2 separate regions of the Homo sapiens genome follow, and region 1 is linked to region 2. A link is an interaction called in ENCODE POLR2A ChIA-PET data of the cell type or tissue named here. Cell type or tissue: PC-3. All regions are shown on one strand. Each heading gives the region's core, and the rest is flanking DNA. Links, peaks and the distances in the headings are about the cores only.

Region 1 (2,907 bases), core at 253-2,752, 280 kb after region 2:
AGGTAGCCCTCCTTGCTACCTCTTAGTCCACTGCCTGGACCCTTCCTGACTCCCTCTCTTAAAAGTGTCCTGGCCAGGCATGGTGGCTTACGCCTGTCATCCCAGCACTTTGGGAAGCTGAGGCAGGCGGATCACCAGAAGTCGGGAGTTTGAGAACAGCCTGGCCAACATAGTCACACCCCGTCTCTACTAAAAATACAAAAATTAGGGCCGGATGCAGTGTCTCACTCCTGTCATCCTAGCGCTTTGGGAGGGTGAGGTGGGTGGCTCACCTGAGGTCAGGAGTTCGAGACCAGCCTGACCAACCTGGTTAGCGGGGCGTGGTGGCACACGCCTGTAATCCCAGCTACTCTGGAGCCTGAGGCAGGAGAATCACTTGAACCCGGGAGGCAGAGGTTGCAGTTACCCGAGATCGCGTCACTGCACTCCAGCCTGGGCGACAAAAGCAAAACTCCGTCTCAAAAAAAAAAAAAAAAAATTATTCGGGCGTGGTGGTGGGTGCCTGTAATCCCAGCTACTCGAGAGGATAAGGCAGGAGAATCGCTTGAACCTGGGAGGTGAAGGTTGCAGTGAGCTGAGATGGCCTGGGCAACAAAGTGAGACTGTCTCAAAATAAATAAATAAGGCCGGGCGCAGCGGCTCAACGCCTGTAATCTTAGCACTTTGGGAACACCTGAGGTCAGGAGTTTGAGACCAGCCTGGCCAACATGGTGAAACCCCGTCTCTACTAAAAATACAAAAACTAGCTGGACGTGGTGGCGGGCGCTTGTAATGCCAGCTACTCAGGGGACTGAGGCAGGAGAATCACTTGAACTCGGGAGATGGAGGTTGCAGTGAGCCGAGATCGCACCATTGCACTCCAGGCTGGGGGACAAAAGCGAGACTTCATCTCAAAATAAATAAATAAATAAATAAATAAATAAATAAATAAATAAATAAAGTGTCGTCCTGTCCACCAGCACATCTTCCTGTTGTATTTCCTTTTAATCCATAGCCCTAGCAGACTCTTACTTGTTTATATGTTTATATGTCAATATGTTTATATTGATTCCCCCAACTGTGAGCCCATGAGAGCTGCACCCTCTCCATCTTGGTTGTTTCTGGGTGCCCGCTGCCCAGGACAGGACCCAGTACCTGTACCCACACACCAGGTTCTTGGGAAATGTTGGTTGTGCCCCAGCTTGGCAGCACTGCTGGGTGACCTCGGGAATGTTCCTTAACCTCTCTGGGCTTCTCCTCTTCCCCAGTCTCAGAAATAAGAAAGTTGGCCTGAACCTCCAGGAAGAGCAGGGAGCCTTGGGCTGTTTTGGCAACTGGACCCCTGAGTTTTCTTCCCTGGCCTGTTCGGCCCCAGGCACTCCAGACAGGCCTGACCTATGTCATCCTGTCCTCCCCACCCCCTACAGCATCCTTTGGGATCTGGGCCCAGGGCAGGTGTGAGCTGTGGTACCAGCACACCCATGTCAAGTCCTGCCTCTGACGTGTGTTTGCTGTGTGACTTCCAAGAGTAGCTTGCTTTCTCTGAGCTCTGTTTCCCCTGGCCCAGGCTTGGGAGTGGAGTGTCTGGGGGAGTGTGGATGCAGTTCAGACCTCACCTGACAGGTGTGGATAGTACCAGGGCCAGGGCCCCCAAGAAGCTCCCAGGCTGGAGGGGGAGGGGGCAATGCCTAACATAACATCCCAGTCCTGGGGGATCAGCACTGGCTTGGAAGGAAAACCAGATGGGTTTTCAGGAGCCTGGGAAGCTAGCTGGAGGGCTTCTTGAAGGAGAGGACCACATAGGAACTAAGAGCTAAAGGTGGGAAGGAAATCTGGGATGCCAGAAGGAGGACTTCCTGGAGGAGGGGACCACATAGGAACTAAGAGCTAAAGGTGGGACGGGAGCCTGGGAGGCCAGAAGGAGGGCTTCCTGGAGGAGGGGACCACAAGAGCTAAAGGTGGGAAAGGAGCCTGGGAGGCCAGATGGAGGGCTTCCTGGAGGAAGGGACCATAAGAGCTAAAGTTGGGAAAGGAGCCTGGGAGGCCAGATGGAGGGCTTCCTGGAGGAGGGGACCAAACAGGAACTAAGAGCTCAAGGTAGGAAAGTTACCAGTCAGATGCACCCTGAGGTGGAACGGCTTTTGTGCCCCCTGCATTGAGGTGGGTAGAGAGAGGTGAGGACAGGAATGTAGGGAGGGCCGGACCCCATAAGCATGATGGGCTGCTGAGACAGGTTTGCAGTTTTTACCAAGAGTGCTGGGGAGTCTGGGGAGTGTTTCAAGCTGGAGAAAAAGGTGAGCAGTTTCTGTTTGAAACCCCACTGTGGGTCCCAGTTAAACATTCTGGAATTGCTACACACATGCACTTCAATGGAACAGCTGAGCACGTGAAGGTGATAGGACAGGCAAGCCTCAAAATTGGGGCTTAGTCTGAGAGGGTTCTTGGCTTCACCCAGGAAGGAATTTGAGGGCAAGTCAATTGTGTTAAACAGCAACTTTTCTTTTTCTTTTTTCCTTTCTTTTTTTTTTAAGATAGGGTCTCACTCTCATGCCCATGTTGGAGTGCAGTGCCATGATCTTGGCTCATTGCAGCCTCCAGGAGTCCTCCCACCTCAGCCTCCTGAGAAGCTTGGACCACAGGCACAGTCCACCATGCCCACCTAATTTTTTTTTTGAGATGGGGTCGTCTTGCTCTGTCACCCAGGCTGGAGTGCAGTGGCATGATCTCCGCTCACTGCTCCCTCTGCCTCCTGGGCTCAAGGGATCCTCCCACCTCAGCCTCCCAAGTAGCTGGGTCTACAGGCACAAGCCATGGAGCCCAGCTAATTTTTTGTATTTTTGGCACAGGCAGGGTTTCACCATTTTGCCCAGGCTGGTCTCAAACTCCTGAGCTCACGTGATCTTCCCACCTGGGCCTCACAAAGTGCCA
Region 2 (2,907 bases), core at 261-2,760:
CAGAGAAGGTCAGCATTTGTCTGCAGCTGGCGTCTCTGCCCCAGGGAAGGAAGCGTTGCTAGCGTCAGGGAGGAATCTCCTCAGCTGCCGAGGGCAGTGGGCAGGATTCAGTGTCCAAACTCTGATGATGTCCAAATTCTGATGATGACCAGAAACTTCCAACTTGTTGAGTAACAAAAGGCATGACATTGGGAAAATGTCATGAAGTCTGCAACTCACTTTCAAATAATTTAGCACAAACTATACACGTATGCATATACGTGTATATAGACACGTATTTTTATTGTAGACAAAGTGTATATGTGTCTATAGACACGTATTTGTATTGTAGACAAAGTGAATATGGCAAAATGTTAACAATTGCGATGGGTTTCATTGTACACTTCTTTCAACTTTTTGCTATGTTTGAACATTTTTTTTCTTTCTTTCTTTTTCTTTCTTTCTTTTTTTTTTTTTTTTTGTGACATAGTCTCGCTCTGTCGCCCAGGCTGGAGTGCAGTGGCACGATCTCGGGTCACTGCAAGCTCCACCTCCCGGGTTCACACCATTCTCTTGCCTCAGCCTCTCCGAGTAGCTGGGACTACAGGCGCCCGCCACCACGCCCGGCTAATTTATTGTATTTTTAGTAGAGACGGGGTTTCACCCTGGTTTCGATCTCCTGACCTCGTGATCCGCCCGCCTCGGCCTCTCAAAGTGCTAGGATTACAAGCGTGAGCCACTGCACCCAGCCTGAACGTTTTTTTCATAATAAAAAGTCAAGCTATAATACTGTTTCATTGGGCAGCTCCTTTTGTAAATTTTTTTAAAGGATCTTTTTAATTTTTTTTTTTTTTTTTTTTTTTGAGACAGAGTCTTGCTCTGTCGCTCAGCCTGGAGTGCAGTGGTGCGATCTTGGCTCACTGCACCCTCCGCCTCCCGGGTTCAAGCGATTCTCGTGCTTCAGCCTCCTGAGTAGCTGGGACTACAGGTACCCAACACTACGTCTGGCTAATTTTTGTATTTTTAGTAGAGACGGGGTTTCACCATGTTGGCCAGGTTGGTCTTGAACTCCTGACCTCACGTGATCCACCCACCTCGGCCTCCCAAAGTGTGCTGGGATTACAGGCATGAGCCACCGCACCAAGCCACCTTTCATAATTTTTCTTTTTTATAATTTTAGAGATGGGAGTGGTGGTGTCTTGCTGTGTTGCCCAAGCTGGTCTTCAACTCCCAGCCTCAAGCAATCCTCCTGCCTCAGCCTCCAAAAGTGCTGGGATTGCAGGTGTCAGCCACCATGCCTGGCTGGACATCTCCTTATAAAGCTTGAATCCGACTACCTCTCCCTCTGTTCTAATGTCCACCATGGCTCCCTGCTACTCTGAGGATCATGTCTATACTTGTTAAGGTGGCTCTGCACCACAGACCTGTCACATCTAAAGAAGATTATGACAAATGCGTGGGCAGTAACAATAACATTGTAAATTTGATCCTCTCCGGAATTACCTACAGTCTCCCTGAACTGGTTGTTCTTTCTCTGACAGCCTCCAAGCCTTTCTGCTGTGCCCTCTGCCTGGAACCCCTTCCCTTTCCTCATTCTCCATCCTCCTATCTTTCTTCTCATTGGAGTCTCCCTGTAATTTATTTATTTATTACATTTTTTATTTTTTATTTTTATTTTTGAGACAGAGTCTCACTCTGTTGCCCAGGCTGGAGTGCAGTGGCACCATCTCGGATCACTGCAACTTTCGCCTCCTGGATTCAAGCAATTCTCCTGCCTCAGCCTCGCAAGTAGCTGGGACCACAGCTGTGCGCCACCAGGCCTGGCTAATTTTTGTATTTTTAGTAGAGACAGGGTTTTGCCATATTGGTCAGGCTAGTCTCGAACTCCTGACCTCAGGTGATCTGCTCACCTTGGCCTCCCAAAGTGCTAGATTTACAGGTGTGAGCCACCGTACCTGGCCTTACTTTTTTAAGAGACAGGGTCTACCTGTATTGCCCTGGCTGGAGTGCAGTGGTGCGATCATAGCTCACTGCAGCCTCAAACTCTAGGCTCCAGTTATCCTCTTACCATAGCCTCCCAGGTGGCTAGGACTACAGGCATGAGCCACCGTGCCCAGCTAGGGGTCTCTCTTTAAAGCCACTTTTTCGGGGAAGCATCCTCTGACCCCGGAACCTCACCAAGGTTTCCCTCATTGTATTTCCACTTTGTGGCCTAGCTTTGTCCTCTGAGCACTACTGCAATTCGCTATTATATATTTGTTTTTTGATTTTTTAGACAGAGTCTCCCTCTGTCACCCAGGCTGGAGGGCAGTGGCACGATCTTACCTCACTGCAGCATCTGCCTCCCAGTTTCAAACGATTCTCCTGCCTCAGCCTCCCAAGCAGCTGGGATTACAGGCGCCCACCACCACGCCTGGATAATTTTTGTATTTTTAGTAGAGACAGGGTTTCACTATGTTGACCAGGCTTGTCTCAAACTCCCGACCTCAGGTGATCTGCCCACCTCGGCCTGCCAAAGTCCTGGGATTACAGGGTTAAGCCACCATGCCCGGCCTTGCTATTACATAGTTGATTCTGTCTTTTGCATCTGTTCCTCTCACTCGGCTCTAAGCTCCCTGGGGTGGCATGGAAGCCAGCATGTGGAAGTGGGCACCCCTGTCTGTACCCCCTAGTTCCCAGTATATGGACTGGCACACAGGGGCTGCTCATTCACTCTAGTTAGAATGGATGCTTCACTTTCAGCGAACATGCCCCCTCCTCCAGGAAGCCCTCCCTGCCCCTCCTCACCTCCTCAGATCATCCTCAAAGGGCAGGAAAAGCCATTTCTTTGGCATGTCCTTGAGGAACAGGTCCTGCTGCTCCTCCGTGGAGTCCTGGGACACGTACACCAGGGCCAGCTGAGCCGCCCGCAGTACATAGAACTCATCT

What was found. ChIA-PET counts read pairs that join two places held together with the same protein. Peaks named below come from ENCODE experiments on the same cell type or tissue, not always from the same donor. Only the 100,000 strongest peaks of a DNase experiment are listed, where the experiment ranks them.
Region 1: POLR2A ChIA-PET joins it to region 2 with 10 read pairs; 2 of 35 experiments call an interaction of 5 or more read pairs at or near these places.

Annotation. Positions count from the first base shown.
Region 1 is chr19:17,739,683-17,742,589 of GRCh38, forward strand. The region is part of intron 3 of FCHO1-AS1 (FCHO1 antisense RNA 1); the gene reads right to left. Among named protein-coding and RNA genes, the nearest start is that of FCHO1-AS1, 10 kb to the right of the region's middle. In PC-3, for the core only: no CTCF peak of the experiment used is centred there; no DNase peak of the experiment used is centred there.
Region 2 is chr19:17,457,778-17,460,684 of GRCh38, forward strand. NXNL1 (nucleoredoxin like 1) reads right to left here. Exons shown (of 2, transcript NM_138454.2): 1 at 2,767-2,907. Among named protein-coding and RNA genes, the nearest start is that of NXNL1, 1.7 kb to the right of the region's middle. In PC-3, for the core only: no CTCF peak of the experiment used is centred there; no DNase peak of the experiment used is centred there; H3K27me3 peaks cover 5 bases.